Regions from separate parts of the Homo sapiens genome. Here all the other regions are linked to region 1. A link is a contact called in ENCODE Hi-C or POLR2A ChIA-PET data. All regions are on one chromosome and are shown on one strand. The core of a region is the stretch at or near the end of the contact, and the rest is flanking DNA. Distances in the headings are between cores, read along the strand shown.

Region 1 (4,244 bases), core at 552-3,051:
CAGCACAGAAGAGGGCAGCCCCACTGGACCCTCAGGTAGGTCCCCGGGAGGACCCACATGGGCAGCAGCCCCTCCTCCTTCGCAGGTGCTGTGTGGATACTGCTGGAGGGGAAGGCTTGGGGTGTCATCCTACCAGGGATCTGATCTCGGGGGAGCCCTGTGCTGGGTGCGTGGTGGGTGGGGGAAGGCTAACCCACCAGCCCCAACCCTGCCCTCGTACTGCGGGAGAGAACTGGACAGAGCTCTGGGAAGCAGCGGCTGGAGGGGGAGGGGCCTGGGGACAAACAATGTCGCGTTGGCTTTGATCCTCAGGACCCAAGGGACAGGAAGAGATGAGCTAGGCAAGAGAGGAGCCCCCAGGAGCACAGGCATGGGCCCAGGCAGCGGGCGACGAAGCGAGCCCCAGAGGGCGCCCAGATGGCAGGTGGGCCTGGGCCAGTCCCGAGAGCCACAGCCTCAGAAGAGCTGAACAGGGGAGTGGTGTGTGAGTGGTCAGCGCAGGGACAGCGATGGTGACTGTATAGAGATGAGAGGTCAGACTTAGGGGAGGCTGGAAGCTCCGAGGCAAGTGTGTGTGCGCGCTGACGGTCACACCAGACCGCCCGGGGATGTCTGCCACAATATTTAGACCCCTGAGGGCCACTGAGAACGCCTGGCAGTGCCAAGAGGACCAGCCCCTGGGCCCTCTGGCCCCCAACTCTCAACCCACTAGCCCTGGGGCTGGCGGGTGGCCACTCACGTCCTGGAACCCTGAGCTGCTCTCAGGCCGGTGACTTTGGACCAATGTTGGCAATCTGTGGGTTTGCACCAAACCACACAGGTGAGTCAGACTTCTGTACAGAGAGCAGGGAAGGGGCACGACAGGGTGAAGTCCAGACCAGGGCAATGTGTACCCCGGCTGTTCAGCCTTTGAGTGCGGCTGTCGCAGCAATCAAGGTGGGCTCCCTGGTGGAGGTGGACAGCAGCTGCTGGAGAGCCCGGAGGGCAGCCAGGACCGTGTCAGACGGCAGGAGTCGGGCGGGGCCACTCCAGGCACCGGCCAGCAGGGCAGAGGTACCAGGGAGGGCCCTCGGGCTGCGGGCGTGAGGTCAGAGCCCAGGGTGAGGAGGAAGCATCTCCAGCCAGGTGCGCTCTCGGCCCCCGCCGGGGCTGCGAGGCTGGGGGCGCTGCCGCTGCGAGGGCTTCCAGAGGAGCCGGCGCTACCTCCCCGCGCGCCCGGCCACGTGCGCGACGGGATGCGCAGACAGCCGGGGACGCAGACTGGCGGCGTGTGTCACCTCGAGGCCGCGGGACAAGCGCAGGTCGCCTCCCGCACTCCCACACCCCCAGGAACCCTGCTCGGGGCCGGCGGGTGACCTTCCTAGGCACTGCTGGGGGCGGAGCCAGGAAACGGCTCGCCCCGCCATTGGCTGGGGCGCCGGATTTCTTTAAAAACTCCGGCTTCCATTGGCTCGTGCAGTCCCTCCTCGTTCTGCCCGAGGCGCCACGGCCGCCACCCGCGCGGGCACTGCGCCTGCGCGGAGTGAGAGCGTGAGCGCGGAGAGCGGACCGACGCGACACGCCGTGCGCCTCCGCGGCTGCGCTACGAAAACGAGTCCCGGAGCGGCCCCGCGCCCGCCGCACCCGGCCCTCGCCCGCCCGAAGACAGGCGCCAAGCTGCCCCGCCGTCTCCCCAGCTAGCGCCCGGCCGCCGCCGCCTCGCGGGCCCCGGGCGGAAGGGGGCGGGGTCCCGATTCGCCCCGCCCCCGCGGAGGGATACGCGGCGCCGCGGCCCAAAACCCCCGGGCGAGGCGGCCGGGGCGGGTGAGGCGCTCCGCCTGCTGCGCGTCTACGCGGTCCCCGCGGGCCTTCCGGGCCCACTGCGCCGCGCGGACCGCCTCGGGCTCGGACGGCCGGTGTCCCCGGCGCGCCGCTCGCCCGGATCGGCCGCGGCTTCGGCGCCTGGGGCTCGGGGCTCCGGGGAGGCCGTCGCCCGCGATGCTGCTCTCCAAGTTCGGCTCCCTGGCGCACCTCTGCGGGCCCGGCGGCGTGGACCACCTCCCGGTGAAGATCCTGCAGCCAGGTACGCGCGGGGCCGGCGGGGCCGGGGCCGGGGCCAGGGCGGGGACCGGGGGCGCCCCGGGCCGCACCAACCCCGCCCGCGCCTCCCTGCAGCCAAGGCGGACAAGGAGAGCTTCGAGAAGGCGTACCAGGTGGGCGCCGTGCTGGGTAGCGGCGGCTTCGGCACGGTCTACGCGGGTAGCCGCATCGCCGACGGGCTCCCGGTGAGTCGGACCGCCGGGCGGGCCCGGGTTTCTCGCGCGCCTTGCGCCTCGCTTGGCCCGGCCTGACCCCCGCGTCTCCGCAGGTGGCTGTGAAGCACGTGGTGAAGGAGCGGGTGACCGAGTGGGGCAGCCTGGTAAGTTGGGGCACGGGCGGCGGCGGCGGCGGGGGGCGGGCGCGGGGCTTTTGCTGACCGCCGTGTCCCCCAGGGCGGCGCGACCGTGCCCCTGGAGGTGGTGCTGCTGCGCAAGGTGGGCGCGGCGGGCGGCGCGCGCGGCGTCATCCGCCTGCTGGACTGGTTCGAGCGGCCCGACGGCTTCCTGCTGGTGCTGGAGCGGCCCGAGCCGGCGCAGGACCTCTTCGACTTTATCACGGAGCGCGGCGCCCTGGACGAGCCGCTGGCGCGCCGCTTCTTCGCGCAGGTGCTGGCCGCCGTGCGCCACTGCCACAGCTGCGGGGTCGTGCACCGCGACATTAAGGACGAAAATCTGCTTGTGGACCTGCGCTCCGGAGAGCTCAAGCTCATCGACTTCGGTTCGGGTGCGCTGCTCAAGGACACGGTCTACACCGACTTCGACGGTGAGCGCGGGCGCGGGGCAGGGAACGTTCCGGGGGCCTTGCCGGCGGGTTAACGCCTGCAGGGGCGGCACATGGAGGGGCTGATGACTGTTGGGCGGCCGCGCGCCCTGGGTCTGCTCTCGTGGGGAGCAGAGGCCCACGCGCTACCCTGGGGAGGGCTGAGCGAGGGATCAAGAGCGGGATCGTGCTGGGTGGGGGCTAGGGGCGCGCTCAATATTGCTTCCTCCATCGCGTTGGGGGGTACGGGGCCTCTTGCCCCGGTGTGGGAGGCGCGTGACATCCTTCCGGCCCGAGAGACCCCCGGCTGGGGGCGGTAGCGGAGGAGTCTCCGTGCGTGACGCAGGGCGCAGCCGGGCTGGGTCTGCGCCGGGAGCCTGGAGGCCCCCGCGGCGCGGTTGGAGTGGCGGGGCCTCCCCTGCGTGGGGGCGGGAGCTGCGTGCGTGCGGAGCGCGGGGGCGCGGCGGCAGAAATCCCCGCATTGCGGAGCTTGGGGAAGCCGGGGCTCCCCGCCCGCCCCTCCCTCCTCCCTCCCTCTCTCCCCTCCCCCCGTTCCCGCAGGCAGGCGCGCCGGGCGGTAAGGGACCCGCGCTGTCCCCCCCCCACCCAGGTAGCCTCACAGCGCATCTGTTTGTTGTGAAAGCCGAGCTCTTACTCATGTGACCTGCTCCTCCCCCGCGGCCGGCGGAGGGGGACGGCCGGCCCCTCCCCCAGCCCCCCCATCGCCTGCCGGGGTTTTTCCAGGGTGATGACGAGCAGGATTTTGAGGCCTGGCTCTGCTTCCTGTTACTGAGGCCAGGGAGTTAACCAGCAGGGACCTCGCCGTCTGTTGAGCGGCTCTGCCTCTGTGGTGGGCGTGCTAAGCCCTGTGTCCCCTTAGGCACCCGAGTGTACAGCCCCCCGGAGTGGATCCGCTACCACCGCTACCACGGGCGCTCGGCCACCGTGTGGTCGCTGGGCGTGCTTCTCTACGATATGGTGTGTGGGGACATCCCCTTCGAGCAGGACGAGGAGATCCTCCGAGGCCGCCTGCTCTTCCGGAGGAGGGTCTCTCCAGGTGCGTGGTGGCTCGAGGCGGGGGTGGGGGCCTCGCCCTGCTTGGGCCCTCCCTGACCTCTCCGCTCCGCACAGAGTGCCAGCAGCTGATCCGGTGGTGCCTGTCCCTGCGGCCCTCAGAGCGGCCGTCGCTGGATCAGATTGCGGCCCATCCCTGGATGCTGGGGGCTGACGGGGGCGTCCCGGAGAGCTGTGACCTGCGGCTGTGCACCCTCGACCCTGATGACGTGGCCAGCACCACGTCCAGCAGCGAGAGCTTGTGAGGAGCTGCACCTGACTGGGAGCTAGGGGACCACCTGCCTTGGCCAGACCTGGGACGCCCCCAGACCCTGACTTTCTCCTGCGTGGGC
Region 2 (4,264 bases), core at 730-3,229, 130 kb before region 1:
TAGATTGCAATTACCTACAGAAAGGAATAGGAGAGAAAATGTGGTCGGCCAAACCTCAGACCCCCTGCATCTCCAGGGCCTCCAGGTACCCACTCAACCCTGGATTCCTGGGGAGCTGTCAGCACAGCCACCCCCCAGCCGGCCCCGTGAGCCCTGCAGAGGTGACACCACAGCCTGCAGAGAGCGACCCTAGTGCACCCGGGACGCCGACACGCGTCATTACTGAGGTGGGGCAGAAGCAACAGTTGGTTACTCACCAGATCAGAAACGAACCTGTCATTTTCCCCTCGACAGCAAAGTCCTGAGTCGCCCTAACGACAAGCAGCCCCTGGAAACCCACTCTCTCCCAGGGAGCCGTGAAGCTCTTCATCGCAACACTTTCTACAAGGGGAGAACTGAACCGAAGGCTTCACGGCCACAGCAGCTCCATACCCTCAACATGCAACTGGGACCCGGGGAAAGTAGGCCCTCAGCAGGGCAGGGCGACCCACGACCTCCTCTGCTTCACCGCTTCCCCCCTGGGCCGGTTCTGTCCCTGGCCCTTCCACTGGGACAAGCATTTCCACTGGGAGGGATCCGCGGGGGCACACACGTAGCTTCTCAAGGAATAATTCCCTTAAGTACATCGAAGAGCCCTGCGGGCCACAGGCGGGGAAGGCTGCCCACAAGACGGCCGCTTCCATCTTCCCACCGCCCGCCCAGGGAGAAGCCGGCCACGCGCCGGGCCTCTCGGTCAAGGCCACAGGGGCCGCGGCCGCTGAGCTGTGCGAAGTTGTGTGCAGCACACAGCACTCGGGACGGCGCTGGGCCGGCCAAACAAAAACATCCGCCGATTCCACTAACTACACAACCACCTGGCGACAGACCCTCAAAAACAGACACGGGCGGCCGCGCTTTCTGGGGAGACGGGGCCGCACCCCGCGGGGCAGGGGGTCCCGCTGCTACGGATTCTCAGAACTCCCGCGTCCGCTCACAAGAGCCGCGTTTCCCGTGAACTGCGCCTCAATCGTGTCACTCGTTTTAAAAGGCCCGGGGAAGCCTCGCGTTCGTCGCGAGGCGTCTCCCTGCAAACGCCCGGGGAGGCCGCGGTGCCGGTTCCCAAGCCCGGCCGCCGCAGGCCGCGCGGCTCCTGGGCGATCTCGGGGCGCGTCCCTGCTCACAGGGAGTTCCCGTCTTGGCAGAGCTCGGCGGGCCTGTCTGTTACATAAGGGGCGGCCCGGCCGGCTCGGCGGCTGCCCGAGGCCCGACCCGACTCGAGCGCGGACTCCGGGCAGGCGCCCGCGGCCCAGGCCGCCGAGACCCACAGCCCGACTCGGCCTCCCTCGACTCCCCGGCCTGACCTACCCGGTCTCCCCGCCCGGCCTCCCCGTCTTCCCGCCCGTCTCCCCGGCCGCCCGGCCCGACCTCCCCGGTCTCCCCGCCCGGCCTCCCCGGCATCCCGGGCTCCCGGCCCGCAGACAATGCGGAGCCGCCGCCGCCGCCGCCGCCGCCAAACATGGCGTCGGCACCACAACCCCGAGAGGCCGGGCCGAGGCGGCGGCGGCGGCCGGGCGGCCCGCGAGGCGGCGGGGAGGCCTCCCCGGCCAGGCCCCCGCCCACTCACCTTCGGGGCGCCGCGGCCGCGGGAGCCCGGCAAGCGGGCGGGCGCGGGGGCCGGCGCGGCCGAGGCGGTGCTAATGGCGCCCGCGGCTCCTCCGCCAACGGCCGCGCAGGCCGGGCCCCGCCGCCGCTCCTGGGCGCGGGCCCCTCTCGGCCGCGGCGGCTCCGGGCCCGGCAGCGGCGGCCGCGGACTCTCGGGCAGCGGCTCGCGCGGCGCGGGCTCGGGCTCGGGGCCCAGCTGGAGGCCCGGCTCGGGGGGCCCGGCCGGCGGGCGCGGGCGCGGGCGCGGGAGCGGGCGGCGGGCGGCGGGCGCGGGACGCGGGGCTGGCTCGGACTCCAGGGCCGGGTCGCTCGCTCGCTCCCCAGCGAAGCAAACAATGCGGCGAGCGCTCCGCCCGGCGCGCTGCGTGCGAGACGCGCCCCGCCCGCCGCCGCCATGACGCGCGGACTCCGCTGCCTCGGCCGCGCGCGGGGGAGGGGGCGCCGCGAGGAGCGGGGGCCAAAGGGGGCCCTGAGGCGGCGGGGACCGGGCTGGGAGTGGGGGGTCGGGAGGATGGAGAGTGGGGGCCCTTGAGTTAGGGAGGACCGGGCCAGAAGGTCCCTGAGGGGGTCAGGAGGATGGAGAATGAGGGGCCCTGAGGCAGGGGGACGTAGGCCTAGGAGTGGGGGGCCCCGAGGCAGGTGGGGAGCAGCCGGGAGTCGGGGGCTTTGAAGCAGGGGGGTACCGGCTGGGAGTGGGGGTCCCTGAGGCAGAAGGGCATTGGCCCAGGAGTGGGGTCGCTGAGGCAGGAGATGGCCCAGGAGTGGGCGGCTCTGAGGCAGGGGCTACCACCGGCCTGGAGTGGGGGGCCCACAGGCGGGGGGACGGGCCGGGAGTGGGGGTACCTGAGGCAGAAGGACATTGGCCCGGGAGTGGGGGGCCCCGAGGCAGGATGGGGGAGCAGCCGCCAGTCGGGGGCCCTGACGGGGGAACGGCCAGGAGTGGGGGTCCCTGAGGCGGGGGGGACCAGCTGAGAGTGGGAGTCCCTGAGGCAGAAGGCCATTGGCCCAGGAATGGGGGGCCCTGAGGCAGGGGGCGATTGGCCCACGAGTTGGTGGGGGCCTGAGGCAGGGGGCGATTGGCCCACGAGTGGGGGGAGGCCTGAGGCAGGGGGCGATTGGCCCATGAGTGGGGGGCCCTGAGGCAGGAGGCTATTGGTCCGGGAGTGGAGGTCCCTAAGAGGACAGAGGGGGCCCTGCGGGGGCACTGGGTGGGAGTGGAAAGGGCACTGGCCGGGACACGCGACTAGGTAGAGGTGGGTGGTGCAGCCGGGCTGGGGAGCCTCCCCTAGTGAGTGTCAGGCCCGGTGTGCAAGTAGTCCTGCCAGTGTGAGGGCCCTGCCGAGGCCGGCGTGAAGCAGATGCCCTTTAAGGTTGCAAGAAAAGGCCCCTGCGGGTGGGAGTTGAGAGGCCTGAGTCTCTGCCTTCACTTTGGCCTTTTGTGTAAACTCTAAAATTCAGTGGGGTCATAACAATTTTCACTCCAAGATTAAATCCCAAATGTTTTAAGGTGAGGCAGGAGCTCCTTGGTTTCCTTGAGAATTTGTGATCAGGACGATGGTGCTGTGGAATCCCTGGGTTCCAGCAGCACAGCCTGTGGCATCCAGGCAGGCCCCTCAGGAAGAGCAGCTGTCCACCCTGGGACAGACCGTCCCCACGGGGGCAGCCGAGCGGCCCCACTGCTCGGGGCACTGCACCAAACACCTTATTGGGAGTGGGGTGGCCTTGTTCGCCCAAGTGTCCCTGATAGGGGCCAGGCCCCACAGGCCTTTTCCTGGCCAGTCCTCATGCCCATGGCACCCAGTGTGTGGGTTGTGACGTGACGACTCAAGGGCAGGTAGGACCCCAGCCAAGGCCCCAGTGGTCAGTCCTGATCTAGGACTCCCTGCAGACACACCCTTGAGCTTAGGGGGTACAGGCCACTGGGGCCCTGACCTCTTCTGCACCAGACCCAGGAGCTTCGTGTCACCTCCATTCTACAGATGTCTGTTTACCTGTGGCCAAACAAGCAAGCTGAGCCCGAACGCTTCTCTCCTCCACCTCAGGGAAGCCAGATGGAAACCAAGCTGGAGGTTCTCCACAACACAGAGCAAAAGTAAGACACAGTCTCATGAAAGAGAAGATGAAAAGACACGAAACCCTTCACAGAAGAGGAGACGGGGACAGTGGCCTCTCAGACAATGCAGGTGATGCTCAGAGGAGTGAAGAACAAAGCCTCGAACGTAGGCATGTCACAGGGATACTCAGGAAGGCCTTCGGAGAGGATCTTCTTTAGAATTCAGACTCATCCTACAGAGGAGGGGTTGCCAAAATACTAAGAGAATTGAACCGTAACTCATACACAGTGAAACTAGCGTTCCAGTGAGACAGCAAAATAAAGGTGTCTTCACCGCCGGTTAACATCCACATTTACCACACACGCAGTCTGTAAAAGTACTAGAAGAAATACCTTAACAAAGTGAAAAGTGGACCCAAGAGTAAGACGTGGATGCCAGCAAGTAAATCAGTCTGGTCCGTTAAAAGAAAATCAACCTGAGAGAAATCCCGGATGAACTCAACATGACACATGGTAAGGCGGGGCGCAGAAGGAAGTGAAAGTGCACGAAAGCTCTTGTATTGTTTGGTT
Region 3 (4,535 bases), core at 492-2,991, 190 kb before region 1:
TCGTGATCCACCCACCTCGGCCTCCCAAACTGCTGGGATTACAGGCATGAGCCACCGTGCCCGGCCCTGACTGTGTCTTTTCCAATAGCCTGTCTTTGAGCTCATTGATTCCTTCCTCTGCTTGACCCATTCTGCTGTTAAGAGCCTCTATCAATTTTCCAGTTCAGCAGATGTTTTTCTCACTTCCAATATTTCTGTTTGATTTTTTAATTTCAATATCTTTGTTAAAATTCTCTGATAAGTTTCTGAATTGATTTTCTGGGTTATCTTGGAGATCGCTGAGTTTCCCTACAACTGCTATTTTGGATTCTTGATCAGAGGCTCACATGTGGCCATCTCATTAGTCACTGGTTCCTTGCTTTGTCCCTTTGAGTGGTTCACAGTTCCCCGTTTGCTTGTTTCTTGTGAATGCACATCTGCGTCTTTGCATTGAAGGATTAGTTATTTATTCCAGTCTTCTCTGTCTGGCTTGTTTTGGTTTTTACTGGGTATGTTTGCTTAGAGACTCTTTGCCATGTACCTGTTGAATTTTTTTTCTGCTAGGTTGCTGCCTCCTTCTTCGGCACTAGAGGGCAACATAAGTCCAGGTTTTCCTCAGCTCCAATAAAGGATCAGAGTGGGGCTTCCCGTCCCAAATGGGGAAGGTCCCACAGGGGATAGCCCGGCAGTGTGGGAAGACTGGCTGGCGGTCCATGCCCAGGGAACCTATGGACTGTGCCTCCTACCATGTAGCTGAACAGCCTGACTTGGTGCCTCCTTTGGCTGCATTACAGGGCAGTTTTTAGAGCTGGAGATGCTAGTCCCACCTCTTCCCTTTGTCTCTGGCTGGCCTCAGGGATATTTCTCCTTTAAGCATTCTGAATGCTTCCCTTGGGTTGAAGCAGAACAAGTCTCCTGCCAGGGAGCCCAAGATACTGGGAAGCTGGTAGTCCACCTTGATCTCATTTTTCCAGTGCAGAAGCCATGAGTCAGGGGAGATTTGCCCACACTTGGTGCAGGTAGACTGGGGGAAGGGACATCATAGATATAGAATTCCAGTTCTCTTACTGCTTGCTCAGAGTTTATTCACTTCTCTGTGGCCCTGGGGACTGTCTCATCCTCGTATTTGAGTTCTGGGATGTTGCTGGAGATAATCTTGGTGCTGAATATTTGTTTTGGATTTTCTGTGGCAAAGAGTGAAGCCAGCTTGCTTCTATGCTGCCATCTTGGAACTAGCCATCTCCTCAATTCTTTTTTCATTTGCTTTTAATTATAGGTGATAATAACAAGTGAACTCCATAAACCAGCAGGCGCCACGTGTGGGTGCATTTGCCACATATTGATCCTCCAAGGTGGGGGTTGGCTAACCCACCCTGGGCTCTACTCCCCACCCCCCACCTGGCTCGCCCGTGGGGGCGCCATGGGAGGCCGGTTGCTGAGCCCCAGAACCTGGCTGTCCTCACCTGTAGGACAGGATGGGGTGGGGAGTCAGAGGAGGCAGGGAGGAAGTAGAGGGTCTTGGTGCTTCAGACTGGGAGTCCCCACAGCTGAGCTGATGTTAAAACTCTGGGGCGAGAGATCAACAAGAGATGTGCTTCATTTGCAACGGGAGAAACTGTAATGAGATGAGGTAGAGCTGCACTAAGAGTCAGTGAGCAGACATTGTAAGTGAATGCTAATGTCATGAAATATCCACGCAGGAGGGGTCCTAGCTCCGCAGAGCCGTTGCCGGCCTGGTCAAGGGCCAAGCTCACGTGCAGGCCCCCTCCAGGGAGTCCAGGCTTCTTACTGCGTCGCTGAGTCTGGCTGCCCCAGCCCCAGGGCTCCCAGAAGCCCCCACTCACACAGTGGAGTACGCACCCCACCATGCCCCCTGGAGGGGGGACTTTGGCTAGGTCCCGAGAGTGGGGGGGCAGGGGGACCTCTGGGCACTTCACTTTGGACACTCATTATACTGAAATATGCATAGAATTTGGCCGTAATCTTCTGCTTTCCATGAGAACAATGTGATTTTTGTAAACTAGCAGAGGCCTTCTCTCCTACTTGTGGTGTGGGGGTCATTTTTGGGATCCTCCAGCCTTTGCACATTGCTCCCAGCCCCCACTCCCCGGCATCCACAGGCCCTCGAAGCTCACAGAGATGGAACAGCTGTGCTGCCCGGCGCCTGGCCTTCGGCCCAGCCAAGCCTTGCTGCCCTGAAGTGAGCCCAGCAGAGGGAACAGGATGACAGCCTCCAGCTCTGGCCACAGACACCGCCTGACCGGCTGTCATCTCCAGGTGGACAGGAAGACACTCTGACAGCCTCCAGCTCCGGCCACAGACACCGCCTGACCGGCTCTCATCTCCAGGTAGACAGGAAGACACTCTGAGTCCCTCTCAGAGCCATCCCTCAGAAGGGGGAGCACTGGGGGAGGGGGGAGGAGGCCCCTGAGGGCCACCGTGGTACTCCACCGACCTCCCTTCCTCCAGATGCTCACAGGACTCAGTGCCACGGCCCAGCCTGGGGGTGAGCGCTCGGCCATCAGGTGGGGCCCCTCACCCCTCGCTCCTCCCCAGCAACTTCTTCAGTGCAGTGGGCACCCAGAGGACAGGGCCTGTGAGGCCAGGGGTCACTGTCCACAAGACCGCAGGGCTGGACCGAGGCTCTGTGGGGATGGAGATGGTGATGGCGCACAGAGGAGGCTCAGAGGTAGCACTGACCGGGCATGGGGACAGGCCGGGGGGTCAGGGACGAGACCCGAGGGGACCCCCACCCTGAGAGAGCCTCAGGGGAGGGGCGCATCTGTAGGAAGGGGCTGCAGGGCCTCCCACCCCCTGTGCTCGCAGTCCAAGCACAACCTGGGTGCTCAGAGCCTGGGCCCAAAGGATTTGGAGCCCGAGTGGGTCTCTAGGGGATGGAGTGAGCAACACAGATTTGGGCTGGACCTCCTGGGGGTCTGACTGAGGGTCTTCACTCCCTACCTGCTGCCCCTGGTTCCTGCCACCCCCATGTGGCCCAAGGCAGGGCCCACCCACAGCGAAGGGGACCTGGGGCTCAGCTCCTCACTGCATTCTCCCTGCAGCCCCTGTCCTCTCCCCGTGTGACTAAGGGGCTCTCCCCACCTGGCTGAACCCCCAGCTCCCTAAGCCTCACGTTTCTGCCCTCCCTTTCTTGCCCGCACTGCCAGACACATGACTGTTTCCTCCTCCCCTGAAGTCAGGCAGGAATAACCTCCCCAAACCAGAGGGACTCCCCGGCCGGTGACAGAACCGGCCAGGGACAGGAGTGGTCCGGGGGCCAGCCCAGGGCTCGGCGGCAGCTTGGCAGGGGCTTGAGACCCGGAAAAATGGACTCCGACACTATCCAGGAGGACCCCCCAAAAATGTCCACAGCATTACACACTGACGGACACTTTGGAATCATCCCAGCCTCTCCGAGCAGCCCGTCCTCCTGCATACAAGGCCCACCACAGCCTCAGAAATGGGAAAGACAGATCGGCTTTCCCAAACTGCTCACGCCCCAAGCTAGGAAGGAGCAGCTCAACTTTGAGCCAATTTCACAAGCAAACAGTGCTGGTTTTAGGGAAGGACGAGCCGGACTCCATGCAACAACCCTGCACAGCTGGGTGGGCAGCTGCACCCAGGAGGAGTGGGTGCAGGGGACGAGGCCAGCTGGACACACCTGAGCGGGAAGCTAGGATCCCACGCTGGATACGGAGCCCCCTGCCTGAACCCCCTGCCTGAACCCCACCAGCCAGTCATCGTGTAGACTCCAGACCCCCCACCAGCCAGTCAACCCAGGGAGGTGAGCATGACTCAGTGGGCGCCCCCACAGTGGGTGGGCTTCGCTAGGGCACAGCCTGGAACCGAGGGAAATTGGATTGCTCTGCACTCTATTTTGAAGACCTTTTCACATCGGCGTACTAAGTTCCTCCTCATTCTTTTTAACCCAACTGCCACAGGTTTTTCAGCCAAGACAGGGCGGAGTGGTGTCAGTCAGAACAGGAGGCCACACTGTGAACTTGGTTCCCAAACATGAAACCCTGGCGGCTTCCTGCCCTGAGTGCTCTGGGTCTCAGCTGCCGACGCCGAGGCGCTCCTCCGGGGGCTGGGAGGGCCCGGGGTCCTAGCAAGGTAGGGAGGCTGCGGGGAAGTCAGTGGGGTGCGGGTGGTGTGGACACCTCCCCATCCCCAGCCGGCTCCGGTCCCGGTGGCCTTGGGCCAGAACGGATCTGCTCATGAGGTGGGCACCAGCCCCGTGGGCTCAGGGAGATGTCAAAGGCTCTGGTTTTGGGGGAAAAGGTAGGGAACCTCTTGCTCCCTCCTGGTTCTGAAAAGCCAAGACGCACCAACTCCCCGAACCAACACGCCCACCCTCCCCACGCTCAAGCCGAGCGCACCGCCCTGGAGTAAGGAGGACCGCGGCGAGGGCGCGCCCTGGGAGACAGAACCCTGGAGAGCGCACGACCTGGACGGCGGGCGAGGCCAGGATCCGCGTCTGAGCCGCTGGGAACCCATGAGCCCCGTCCATGGAGTTGAGGAAGGGGGTTCGCCCCACGGGGTGGGCGCCCTCTACA

Evidence for each region. Hi-C counts contacts between places; a loop is a spot of excess contacts on that map. ChIA-PET counts read pairs that join two places held with the same protein, here RNA polymerase II (POLR2A). Pooled maps may share reads with other maps.
Region 2: a loop to region 1 is called in a map of sigmoid colon, with 2.3 times the contacts of the local background. The contact joins the promoter of BRD1 here to the promoter of PIM3 in region 1. A Hi-C loop is called at or near these places in 3 of 168 maps with a recorded cell type or tissue (CD4-positive, alpha-beta memory T cell, naive thymus-derived CD4-positive, alpha-beta T cell and sigmoid colon), 6 of 37 single-sample maps with no recorded cell type and 17 of 50 pooled maps. POLR2A ChIA-PET finds 5 or more read pairs at or near these places in 6 of 52 experiments (CD4-positive, alpha-beta T cell, CD4-positive, alpha-beta memory T cell, GM12878 and 3 more).
Region 3: a pooled map shows a loop between it and region 1 (9-fold over the local background). The contact joins the enhancer-like site here to the promoter of PIM3 in region 1. A Hi-C loop is called at or near these places in 3 of 168 maps with a recorded cell type or tissue (B cell, endothelial cell of umbilical vein and gastrocnemius medialis), 3 of 37 single-sample maps with no recorded cell type and 13 of 50 pooled maps. POLR2A ChIA-PET finds 5 or more read pairs at or near these places in 4 of 52 experiments (PC-9, Panc1, WTC11 and 1 more).

Annotation. Positions count from the first base shown.
Region 1 is chr22:49,958,971-49,963,214 of GRCh38, forward strand. It overlaps PIM3 (Pim-3 proto-oncogene, serine/threonine kinase), which reads left to right and starts at 1,802. Exons shown (of 6, transcript NM_001001852.4): 1 at 1,802-2,062; 2 at 2,155-2,264; 3 at 2,348-2,398; 4 at 2,472-2,841; 5 at 3,719-3,895; 6 at 3,970-4,244. The coding sequence starts at 1,978. The coding sequence ends at 4,157. It overlaps MIR6821 (microRNA 6821), which reads left to right and starts at 3,896; the gene lies at 3,896-3,969. RefSeq lists silencers at 775-834, 975-1,254, 1,295-1,934, 1,985-2,134, 2,275-2,324 and 2 more.
Region 2 is chr22:49,825,894-49,830,157 of GRCh38, forward strand. It overlaps BRD1 (bromodomain containing 1), which reads right to left and starts at 1,980. Exons shown (of 13, transcript NM_001304808.3): 1 at 1,604-1,980. RefSeq lists an enhancer at 445-644 and silencers at 1,145-1,314, 2,045-2,114.
Region 3 is chr22:49,766,915-49,771,449 of GRCh38, forward strand. No RefSeq gene overlaps it. Among named protein-coding and RNA genes, the nearest start is that of BRD1, 59 kb to the right of the region's middle. RefSeq lists a silencer at 4,467-4,535. Within about 2 kb of position 1,742, at least 5 of the 41 ENCODE cell types and tissues checked have a DNase peak (open chromatin) inside an H3K27ac peak, as active enhancers do.